Regions from separate parts of the Homo sapiens genome. Here region 2 is linked to region 1. A link is a contact called in ENCODE Hi-C or POLR2A ChIA-PET data. All regions are on one chromosome and are shown on one strand. Each heading gives the region's core, a stretch centred on a gene start or an enhancer-like site at or near the end of the contact. The rest is flanking DNA. Distances are from core to core; before and after follow the strand shown. Region 1 holds the start of NSRP1 (nuclear speckle splicing regulatory protein 1). Region 2 holds the start of C17orf75 (chromosome 17 open reading frame 75).

Region 1 (5,536 bases), core at 2,089-4,588:
GTACATACTGTATGATTTTTTTTATATGAAATTCTGTAACAGGCAAAACTAATCTAGTGATAGAAATATGAGCATTTGTCTGGGGTAGCAAGTGGGGAGGTAGACTGACTGCAGGAGGGTATGGAAAGCCTTTTGGGAGAGAGGGAAATGTTCTAAATCTTGATTGGGGCATATACATTTGTCAAAAATCATCAAGCTGTACACTTAAAATCTGAGCATTTTATATGTAAATTATACCTCAATTTTTAAAAACTGTGAGCCATAAAGAGCCAATGTCTTCAAAAGTAGCAAAGAAATATCAAATATGTTAAATTATCCACCCATGCTATTATATAATAAAAACTGAAAACCGGTCAGGCACAGTGGGTCATGCCTGTAATTCCAGCACTTTGGGAGGCCAAGGTGGGTGGATCATCTGAGGTCAGGAGTTCGAGACCAGCCTGATCAACATGGTGAAATCCCACCTCTACTAAAAACACAAGAATTAGCCAGGCGTGGTGGTGTGTTCCTGTAATCCCTGCTACTCAGCAGGCTGAGGCAGGAGAAACGCTTGAACCCAGGAGGCGGAGGTTGCAATGAGCTGAGATCGCACCACTGCACTCCAGCCTGGGCGAAAGAGGGAGACTCCATCTCAAAAAAAAGAGGCTGGGCATGGTGACTCATGCCTGTAATCCCAACACTTTGGGAGGCCAAGGCAAGTGGATCACCTGAGGTTAGGTTCAAGACCAGCCTGGCCAACATGGTGAAACCCCGTCTCTCCTAAAAATATAAAAATTAGCTGGGCGTGGTGGTGGGGCACCTGTAATCCCAGCTACTCAGGAGGCTGAGGCAGGAAAATCTACTAAATACAAAAAATATTAAAAATACTAAAAATACAAAAAAATAAAAAAATAAAAATTAGCCAGGCATGGTGGCAGGCACCTGTAACCCCAGCTACTCAGGAGATTGAAGCAGGAGAATCACTTGAACCTGGGAGGCAGGGGTTGCAGTGAGCCAAGACTGCACCATCCCACTCTAGCCTAGGTAACAAGAGCGAAACTCTGTCTCAAAAAAAAAAAGAAAAAAAAATATTAAAACATGATGGGAGTATTGGAAAAGCACATATTTACTGGGTGCGGTGGCTTACGCCTGTAATCCCAGCACTTTGGGAAGCTGAGGCAGGCAGATCACCTGAGGTCAGGAGTTCAAGACTAGCCCGGCCAACATGGTGAGACCCTGTCTCTACAAAAATACAAAAATTAGCTGGTCATGATGGCAGGTGCCTGTAATCCCAGCTACTCAGGAAGATTAGGCAAGAGAATCGCTTGAACCCAGGAGGCGGAGGTTGCAGTGAGCCGAGATCGCGGCATTGCACTCCAGCCTGGGCAACTGAGCAAGACACTGTTTCAAAAAAAAAAAAAAAAAGAGAAAAGAAAAGCACACATTTGGGATTGTTTCTGATATATAACTGTGGGTTTCACAGAAGTAGTTTTGGCTGCTAAAATAGAAAATGTTGATATTAGATGTTACTGTAGTACTATCAAGAGTAACTATTCACTACCACGATTATAACTGAGCAATTACATTTGGCAGACACTGAATTTAAAAAAAAAGTAGCGTTGTTAAGAACTGTTATATAGTGATCTTAGCTCATGGTTAACAAATTAAAAACTGCTTTGCTAATAAAAATTTGTAGAAAATTGGTGACATCTTAATAACTCATACCTAGGGATCTTTACACCAACAATTTTGTTATGACAATTTCAGTAGTCTGAAAAGACCGTGTATTTGTTTAAAGGTAAAGTTTGCAGCTTTTAGAGGGAAAAAAATCTTTAAAAAATCGGTGGAGCTGCTTTCTTTACACCTTCCTTTTTGACAATTCTGTAAATTATACTCCACTGTACTGACAAATAACAAAGGCAAAGGTATCAGAGTCACAAGTTCAATTTTTAAAAAATTTACATTTCCAACCATGCACGAGTAAAACATAGGTTTCCTTACCTCATCATCATCATCAGAATCATTCCCAAACACTGATGGTTTTTGCAAAACAGGGTGCAACTGCTGTGTTTTCTTTGGCAAAATAAGCCCATACCTGCATATATTTTTTTTGAAATAGAAATTAAACCTTTATGTTTAAATGTTAACAAATACATCTACTACCTCTTCCACATGAAGCTACCAAATCAAAACATGTCATAAGCTTTATGAACACGTAACAGACTGTTTTTGCTTCTCAGTGATCTCAAAATTCTAACATGCCGTAAGATTCTATAATTACTACTCTAAGTGATCATTTGTGGACACGGGCCAAACTCGAATACCATTTTTATCAAAGAAGAGAAGTAAATGAAAAGTTCAGAAATGTTTTAAGATGGCGAAGTGACAGTAACATTTAAAAAAAAAAAAAAAAAACATGTGTAGTGGAAAGTTTAGTTCATGTCCACTAAAGATTTTAAAATGCTTTCAACTATCCTTGTGGTCTAAACAGTCAAGAAAATGGCTAGATTTTTTTTCCTACTGTGTACTTACACAGTTTCTAAGAACTGACTGGATAGTGTAACTCACGAAAATTTTTAAAAGATAACTGAGAAACCCAAGTAGCCATGGGGCAAGTTCGCATTACACTTTATTAAGATCATGTGCTTTGCCTCGGAGCATCTGAGAGAACCATCCCATCAGATCCAACTCCTTTAGTTTCTCACGTTTTGGCCTTTAAGATGCGGAGATCACGGGAGGCCGCATCAAAAGTAAGGATTACACATCAAAGGTAAAACTTTCAAGTACGTACAGTATTTGTCTCTTTTGCGGCAACGTATACCCCAATTTCCTATATGCCTACCCTTTTTCTGTGGCTTCTCAGAACAATATTCCTAAAACGAGAAGGAAGGGCGGGAATCAGGACTTGAGCTTCTGCCAAGGAGAACAAGGCCCTCTAAGGAAGCCAGGAACTGTCTCTCTTCACACTGCCCCTGAGAGCATCCAAGCGGGGAGAAACTCAAGCGCGGGTTAGGAAGCAAGACTGAGGGGCCTCAGACCGAGCTTTTGGAAAATAGAAAAGTCTCGCTCTCTGCCCCTCAGCCTAACTTCCTTTATTTCCTCACAAGTTTCTCCCTCAAACTTCGGGCTTCCATCCGGGAAAATGTACGGGGGAGGGGAATCTATGTTCCTCAGGACTTCTCGTTTTTTCCCGTCTCTACCCTTGACGACACAGTCCCTTCACTTCCAGCGCATTTAAAACTCCTCGGCCAAAGATACAGTCGCCGTAGTTTCTCATCCCCCAGCCTGACCCTAACTCCCGGATCACTCACTGCCTGCCCGGAATCGCCATCTTGCTCCCGTGTCCGCTGAACGTGGCCGACGCCTCCGTGACGCTGACGCCGATGTCGTCACGTAAACTCTCGCGCGGCTTTGGGTGGCCCGGATCCTGCTTGTCGGTTGAATCGCTGGTTTGAGTCACTTCTATGGTACTGGGAATCGGATCCAGTGACCTCTGTTTTGTTTCGGAGCCCACCGGCTGCCTCAAAATCTGTAGGAGAAAGGAATGACAACGTTCTAGGCCAGTTGTTCGCAGTGTGTGGTTCTGGGACCAGCGGCATCAGCAACACCGGAGATACTGTTAAAATGACAAATTCTCGGGCCCTACCCCAAACCTGCAGAATCAGAAACTTTGGAGTGAAGCGAGTTATCTGAATTTTAACCAGCGGGTAATTCTGATAAAGTTTGAAAACCACTGCCATGGCTATCGATATTCCCCCTACCCCCTTCCAAGTGTTCACTTTAACTGGTTCAGGATAATTAGGCGAAAAATGAAAATCTGTGTATTAATAATACCTTACATAGGACCAAAATTATTATTAAAAAAAAAATTTTTTTTTTGAGACGGAGTTTCGCTCTTGTTGCCCAGGCTAGAGTGCAAAGGCGCGAACTCGGTTACCTCAACCTCCGCCTCCCGGGTTCAAGCGATTCTCCTGCCTCAGCCTCCCGAGTAGCTGGGATTACAGGCATGTGCCACCACGCCCGGCTAAGTTTGTATTTTTAGTAGAGACGGGGTTTCTCCATGTTGGTCAGGCTGGTCTCGAACTCCCGACCTCGGGTGATCCGCCCGACTCGGCCTCCCAAATTGCTGGGATTACAGGCATGAGCCACCGCGCCCGGCCCAAGGACCAAAATTATTAATAATACTGTTCACGGGCCATTGGGTATAGGAATCAGGATCATATATGATACTTTTTTTTTTTTTTTTTTTTTTTTGAGACGTAGTCTCGCTCTTGTCGCCCAGGCTGGAGTGCAGTGGCATAATCTTGGCTCACTGCAACCTCCGCCTCCCAGGTTCAGGCGATTCTCCTGCCTCAGCCTCCTGAGTAGCTGAGATTACAGGCGTCCGCCACCATGCCTGGCTAATTTTTGTATTTTTTTAGTAGAGGCGGGGTTTCACCATGTTGGCCAGGCTGGTCTCAAACTCCTGACCTCATGTGACCCACCCGCCTCAGCCTCCCAAAGTGCTGGGATTACAGGCGTGAGCCACCGTGCCTGGCCCATATATGATACCTTTTTGAAAACTCTGCCCACATCTGTGCACTCATTCACTCTTGGTTCATTCCCAGCTAGTCTCAGAGCAGCCAAAGAGATCAATTACTGAGATAAGGATGTTGAAATCTCCAACTATAATTGCGAATTTGCTTCTCCTTTCAATTCTATCAGTTTGTGTCGTGTATTTTGAAATTAGGTATGTAAACATTTAGGATTGTTACGTTCTCTTGCATTAACCTCTACTAACCTCTATAGCATTAAGAAGTGGCCCTCTTTATTCCTTTATTCTTCTTTGTCTGCTTGGTCTGCTATCAATATAACTAGCTTTCTTTTGATTAATGCTAGCATAGTGTATCTTTTTCAACCCATTTTAATCTATTTGTGTATTTACATTCAAATTGGATCACTTGTTGACAGAAAATAGTTGGGTCTTGCTTTTTTATCCAGTCTGACAGTCTCTTCCATTTAATTTGGATGCTTAAAACATTTTCATTAAAGTGACTATGATTGCAGGCTGGGTGGGGTGGCTCAGGCCTGTAGTCCCAACACTTTGGGAGGTTGAGGCCAGCATGCACAACATAGCCAGACCCCATCTCAAAAAAAAAAAAAAAAAGTATGATTGCTATTTGTTTTCTATTTTTCCCAACTGTGATTCAGCTTATGATTTTCATGCTTCAGCCTCCTTTGTTGGTTTATTGACCATACTTCTTTGCTTGTTATATAAGCTGTTGCTTTAGGGTTTCTAATATATGTCTTAAACTTATCACAATCTGCCTTAAAGTAAGAATCTACCACTTTGTGTATAGTATAAGAAGCTTAGAAAAGTATACTTCCATTTTATCTCCTAGTTTTGTGCTATTGTCACTATGTCATAAATGCACAATAAATTATTTTTGCTATAAAAAGTAACTTGGTTTTTAAAAAGATTTTTTTGAATAGGAAAAATACGTTTACCCACATATTTATCATTTCTGGTGTTTCCATGTCTTTGTATAGATTCAGATTTCTATCTAGTATAATATTT
Region 2 (5,595 bases), core at 2,492-4,991, 2.2 Mb before region 1:
AGATCTTGGTTTGTAATACCATTCTCCAGTAAAAGCAACCTGAGGTCCTTGGAGAAATGGTTGATTCGGACCAGGCACGGTGGCTCATGCCTGTAATCCCAGCACTTTGGGAAGCCGAAGAGGGCAGATCACGAGGTCAGGAGTTCAAGACCAGCCTGACGAACATGGGGATTCTGCTGCCTCAGACTCCCGAGTAGCTGGGACTACAGGCATGCGCCACCACGCCCGCCTAATTCTTATATTTTTAGTAGAGACAGGGTTTCACCATGTTGGCCAGGGTGGTCTCAATCTCCTGACCTTGTGATCTGCCTGCCTCAGCCTTCCAAAGTGCTGGGATTACAGGTGTGAGCCACCGCGCCCGGCCAGGGGAATTCTTTTCAACCTAGAATTCGATGTCCAATCATATCAATCTAAAATTCTATTTCTTTTTTCCCCCCTGAGATGGAGTCTTACTCTGTTGCCCAGGCTGGAGAGCAGTGGCATGATCTTGGCTCACTGCAACCTCTGCCTCCCAGGTTCAAGTGATTCTTCTGCCTCAGCCTTCTGAGTAGCTGGGATCACAGGCGTGCACCACCAGGCCTGGCTAATTTTTGTGTTTTTAATAGAGACGGGGTTTCACCATGTTGGCCAGGCTGGTCTCGAACTCCTGACCTTGTGATCCGCCTGCCTCAGCCTCCCAAAGTGCTGGGATTACAGGTGTGTGCCACCATGCCTGGCCCCTAAAATTCTATTTCTAAGGAATATCCAATCAAATGTGAAAATACAATAAAGACGTGAGGATATATTTTCAGACATGCAAGAGCTTAAAAATTATTTTATATATACCCTTTCTTGGCTAATATTGGAGGCAGTACTTGAGCAAATCAAGAGAATAAACCATAATCTAGAAAAAATGGGATTAACAGGGAAGAATGTGAAGAAATCCAGATAAGAATAGAAGAAAGGGTTGTTGGGGGGGACTCTATTACTTCCTTTCTTTCTTTTTTTATTTTTATTTATTTTTTTTTGAGACAGAGTCTCACTCTGTCACCCAGGCTGGAGTGCAGTGGCATGATTTCGGCTCACTGCAACCTCTGCCTCCCGGGTTCAAGTGAGTCTTCTGCCTCAGCCTCCTGAGTAGCTGTGACTACAGGTGTGTGCCACCATGCCAGGCTAACTTTTGTATTTTCAGTAGAGATGGGATTTCACCATATTGGCCAGGCTGGCTTCAAACTCCTGACCTAGTGATCCACCCACCTCGGCCTCCCAAAGTGCTGGGATTACAGGTGTGAGTCACCACGCCCGGCCGTATTAGTTTCTTTCTTTCTTTTTTTTTTTTTTTTTGAGACAGAGTCTGGCTCTATGGCCCAGGCTGGAGTGCACTCTGCCTCCCAGGTTCATGCCATTCTCCTGCCTCAGCCTCCCAACTAGCTGGGACTACAGGTGCCCACCACCTCACTGGGCTAATTTTTTGTATTTTTAGTAGAGATGGGGTTTCACCGTATTAGCCAGGATGGTCTCGATCTCCTGACCTTGTGATCCGCCTGCCTCGGCCTCCCAAAGTGCTGGGATTACAGGCGTGAGCCACCACACCCAGCCACTGTATTAGTTTCTTATGGCTGCTATAACACGTACCACCTGGGCATGGTGGCTCACACCTGTAATGTCAGCACTTCGGGAGGATGGGGCAGAAGGATCACTTGAGCCCAGGAGTTCAAGACCAGCCTGAGCAACAAAGTGATACACTGTCTCTATAAAAAATAAAAATACAGCTGTTTCCTGAGTGAGATTTGGCTTTCAGTCTGGGCAAATGAAGACCATTTTGCGGTTAAATGGGCTCTTTTTTCTCAATTCCTTGATATGGACCTGTGCTGGGGACTGGTCGGCTATTCAAGTACAATGCACCCAGTTTTGGTTCTGTGCCAGGATTAAACCCACGATATTTCACAATTTGTATATGAACCCCGATGAAGTGTTTCTAGGAGATGGCTGCCTTGTAACCTAGTTTTGCCAAATATCTACTATGAGTTTTTCTACCATCCTCATGACTGTGGTAACTCAACCTCTCCAGGAAGTTCTTCTGCTTAAAACTAAAATCAAGTATATCTCAAGAGACTACTGCCGATCTGAAATGCCTCTGTCATGTGTTGTCCGCAATCAGAATCCTCTTTTAAATGTAGTTGAAATGAGAGATAAGGAAACTGACAATGTTACTGAATGGGAGATAGAGGTGAGGATACCCATTGCGAATGAAGACATGGCAGTAACTTCTGCAATACAATCTTTTAAGAATCTGACTGCTATACTCACTTGTTCATCAAATGAGTACCTTTATTGCAAGAGAAGAAACTGTGCTATCCACTTTGATATGGAGAGGCAATTTGGAATCTCTGCCATAATTGCTTAGGACTGAGGATTTAATGTGCTATTTTGTGAAAATCTGAGAAGCAGGAAGGGGATTTAACGATCTCAACTGTTATCCATCTGAAAAACCTAACTTGTAATTTTAAATGAAATGGCAGGTTGCCTTCCACTATTCCTTTTTAAAAATAGGAACTGCCCCTGCTTTTAACTTTATGAAGTTTTATTTATGAATAAAGTTTGCACTACTAAAAATAAAAAAAAAAAACACAAAACACACGCATGCACACACACACGGTGGCTTAAAACAATGGAAATGTATTATTTCACAGTTCTGGAGGCTGGAAGTTGACATGGAGGTGCTGGTGGGGACATACTCTCTTGAAGCCTCTAGGGGAGAATCTGTTCCATGTCCTCTCCTAGCTTCTGGTGATGACCATCAATCCTTGACATTCCTTGGTTTGTAGATACATCACTCCAGTCTGCCTCCTCCTTCACGTGGCGCTATGGTTTGAGTGTTTGTCCACTCCCAAATTCATGTTGAAATGTAATTGCCATTGTAAGACTATTAAGAAGTGGGGCCTTTAAGAGCTAATTATAAATTGCCCAGTCTTTGGTATCCTTTTATAGCATCATAAAATGGACTGAGACAGAAAACTGGTACCAGAGAATGGGGTGTTGCAGAAACAAACACCTGAAAATGTGAATTGGTGTTAGAACTGGGTAATGGGCAGAGACTGGAAGGGTAGCTGGCATTACAGGCGTGAACCACCACACGTGGCTAATTTTTTTGTACTTTTAGTAGAGACACAGTTTCACCATGTTGCCCAGGCTGGTCTTGAACTTCTGACCTCAAGTGATCCGCCTGCGTCGGTCTCCCAAAGCACTGGAATTACAGGCGTGAGCCACCGTGCCCGGCCTTTTAGTTTTTACGTAGTCATTTTTTTAAACGTTTTCCTGTATGACTTCTAAGTGTTTTGTTATGTTTGGAAAGACCCTCTTCAAGAATTAACAAAATTATCCCATATTTTCACTTTAACAAAATTCATTTTAAATTCTTAACTTTTTGATCAAACGGGTGTCTGTGCGTGCTGGCACGCGCGCAAGGAGGCAGACGAGTAGCCTTATTCTTTTCCATGTGGCTAGGTAGTTGTGCCACCTTTATCACATAGAAAGTTTCCCAGATGTCTCAAAGGAAAATAAGTTCAAAATAAATGGTAAAAGCTTGTCAGTAAAGGCGAACTCAGTACGCCTGTCAGCCCCTGTGGGGAGAAGAGACTCCCTTTCCAGGCCAGTCCTTGCCTGCGAACCCGGGGAAACCAGCGGAACGCAGGTGTGCGAGGGCCGGGAGCCGGACGAGCCCTGATACCGACGGCTGCACGGGAGCAGGGGAGCGGTTTGGCGGAGACACAGGGCCGCTCAGAGGCCGCCGCAATGCTCCCCTCTTTGCAGGAGTCGATGGATGGAGATGAAAAGGAACTAGAGAGCAGCGAAGAGGGAGGCTCAGCCGAGGAGCGGAGACTCGAGCCGCCGTCCAGCAGCCACTACTGTCTTTACAGCTATCGCGGAAGCAGGTGCTGGCGCCCAGCTCGGCCTGCCAGCCCGCCCGCCCCTGCGGCCCCGCCCCCGGCCCGCCGCCCGGCCTTGCACCCCACCCCCGGCCCAGCGGCCCGGCCGCTCCTAAAAGCCATCTTCTCCTCTCCCAGCCAAGGTCTCTGGCCTGAAGGGCGCTCCTCGCCTCCCGCTGCTCTTCCTGGCCCCCGTCGTGGACTTGTATGCCTGGCCCAACCATGCCTGTGCCCTTCATCTGCCCCTATATCATCCCAGCCTCTTACTCTCGCGGCTGCCCTTTGTTTAGCGCAGTGCCCCGCATGCTCAATAATTTCAGTTCCCGTCCCCTCTCCTTTCTGTCATTATCTCCCCACTTCTCCCATTTCTGTCACACACACCCCCATCCCCACCCTCTGGTTTTCCTCTGTTCTTGATTCCTCTTTTTCCTCCTTCTGACTTTCCTGGAACCTTCTTGGCCTTGTCAAGTTTGGTTTTTAAAGGAGTTTCCTTGAACCTTCTGGGTATTTAGCCTTTCCTCCACCCGTTAAGTGGCCTGGAGAGAGAAGGGGCTCTTGTCAGCACTGCTGTATGGGTTTTCCTTGTCATGAGGATAGGCAGTGCACTTCCACCTTGCAGCATTTTTAGTTGACTCCTTGCCTTACCCTGCTTGCCAGGCCCCCATACTCCTCTTGGTTTAGAGCCCATAATTGATAGCACTATTGGTTTTGTGGCTTGTAGATTGGCACAGCAACGAGGGGACAGTGAGGACGGAAGCCCAAGTGGCACAAATGCAGAAACTCCCTCTGGTGATGATTTCAGGTAAAAAGAGCTTCAGCATAATTCATGCATGTGCTTTCATCTTCCCTGCATCTCTGGCCTGTACATGTCAGTGGATACTCTATTTCCACTGAGCTTTCCCTGAGTCAAACCGTCAATTCCTCCTATCCCCTAGGAACCTCATCCTGATTTCCTCATTGGCTGGTTCATTCAAGGCTGGGGCAAACAAATCCACATACTGATAGTGTGCTTGGTGATTAGCCAAAAAGAAATCCTTTTTTTTTCTTTTTCCTTTTAAATTGAGACAGGGTCTTGCTCTGCTGCCCAGGCTGGAGTGCAGTGGCATGACTTTGGCTCGCTGCAGCGTCAACCTCCCCGGCCTCAGGTGATCCTCTCACCTCAGCCTCCCCAGTAGCTGGGACTACTGACCACCACGCCTGGCTAATTTTTGTATTTCTGGTAGAGATGGGGTTTCACCATGTTGCCCAGGCTGGTCTTGAACTCCTGGACTCAAGTGATCCGCCCACTTCTGCCTCGCAAAGTGTTGGGATTACAGGCATGAGCCACCTTGCCCAGCCCTGAAAAATTTTTTTTTTTTTTTGAGACAGAGTCTCCCTCTGTTGCCCAGTCTGGAGTGCAGTGGTGCGATCTCAGCTCACTGCAAGCTCTGCCTCCCGGGTTCACGCCATTCTCCTGCCTCAGCCTCCCGAGTAGCTAGGACTACAGGCACCCACCACCACGCCCGGCTAATTTTTTTGTATTTTTTTTTAGTAGAGACGGGGTTTCACTGTGTTAGCCAGGATGATCTCTATCTCTTGACCTTGTGGTCCACCTGCCTCGGCCTCCCAAAGTGCTGAGATTACAGGCGTGAGCCACTGCTCCCGGCCCCAGCCCTGAAATTTTTAAATCATCAATTATACCTCAATA

The links. A loop is a pair of places that touch in the nucleus more often than their neighbours do. ChIA-PET counts read pairs that join two places held with the same protein, here RNA polymerase II (POLR2A).
Region 2: a loop to region 1 is called in a map of CD8-positive, alpha-beta T cell, with 6 times the contacts of the local background. The contact joins the promoter of C17orf75 here to the promoter of NSRP1 in region 1. A Hi-C loop is called at or near these places in 1 of 168 maps with a recorded cell type or tissue (CD8-positive, alpha-beta T cell). POLR2A ChIA-PET finds 5 or more read pairs at or near these places in 1 of 52 experiments (activated CD4-positive, alpha-beta T cell).

The regions. Positions count from the first base shown.
Region 1 is chr17:30,114,618-30,120,153 of GRCh38, reverse strand. NSRP1 (nuclear speckle splicing regulatory protein 1) reads right to left here and starts at 3,338. Exons shown (of 7, transcript NM_032141.4): 1 at 3,291-3,338; 2 at 1,981-2,074. The coding sequence starts at 3,310. MIR423 (microRNA 423) reads right to left here and starts at 3,075; the gene lies at 2,982-3,075. It overlaps MIR3184 (microRNA 3184), which reads left to right and starts at 2,994; the gene lies at 2,994-3,068. RefSeq lists silencers at 2,906-2,975, 2,912-3,513 and enhancers at 3,226-3,325, 3,356-3,455, 3,476-3,595, 2,628-3,827.
Region 2 is chr17:32,340,319-32,345,913 of GRCh38, reverse strand. C17orf75 (chromosome 17 open reading frame 75) reads left to right here and starts at 3,741. Exons shown (of 10, transcript NM_022344.4): 1 at 3,741-3,914; 2 at 4,630-4,710. The coding sequence starts at 3,775. It also overlaps the pseudogene OOSP1P2. RefSeq lists silencers at 3,955-4,034, 4,529-4,711 and an enhancer at 3,174-4,060.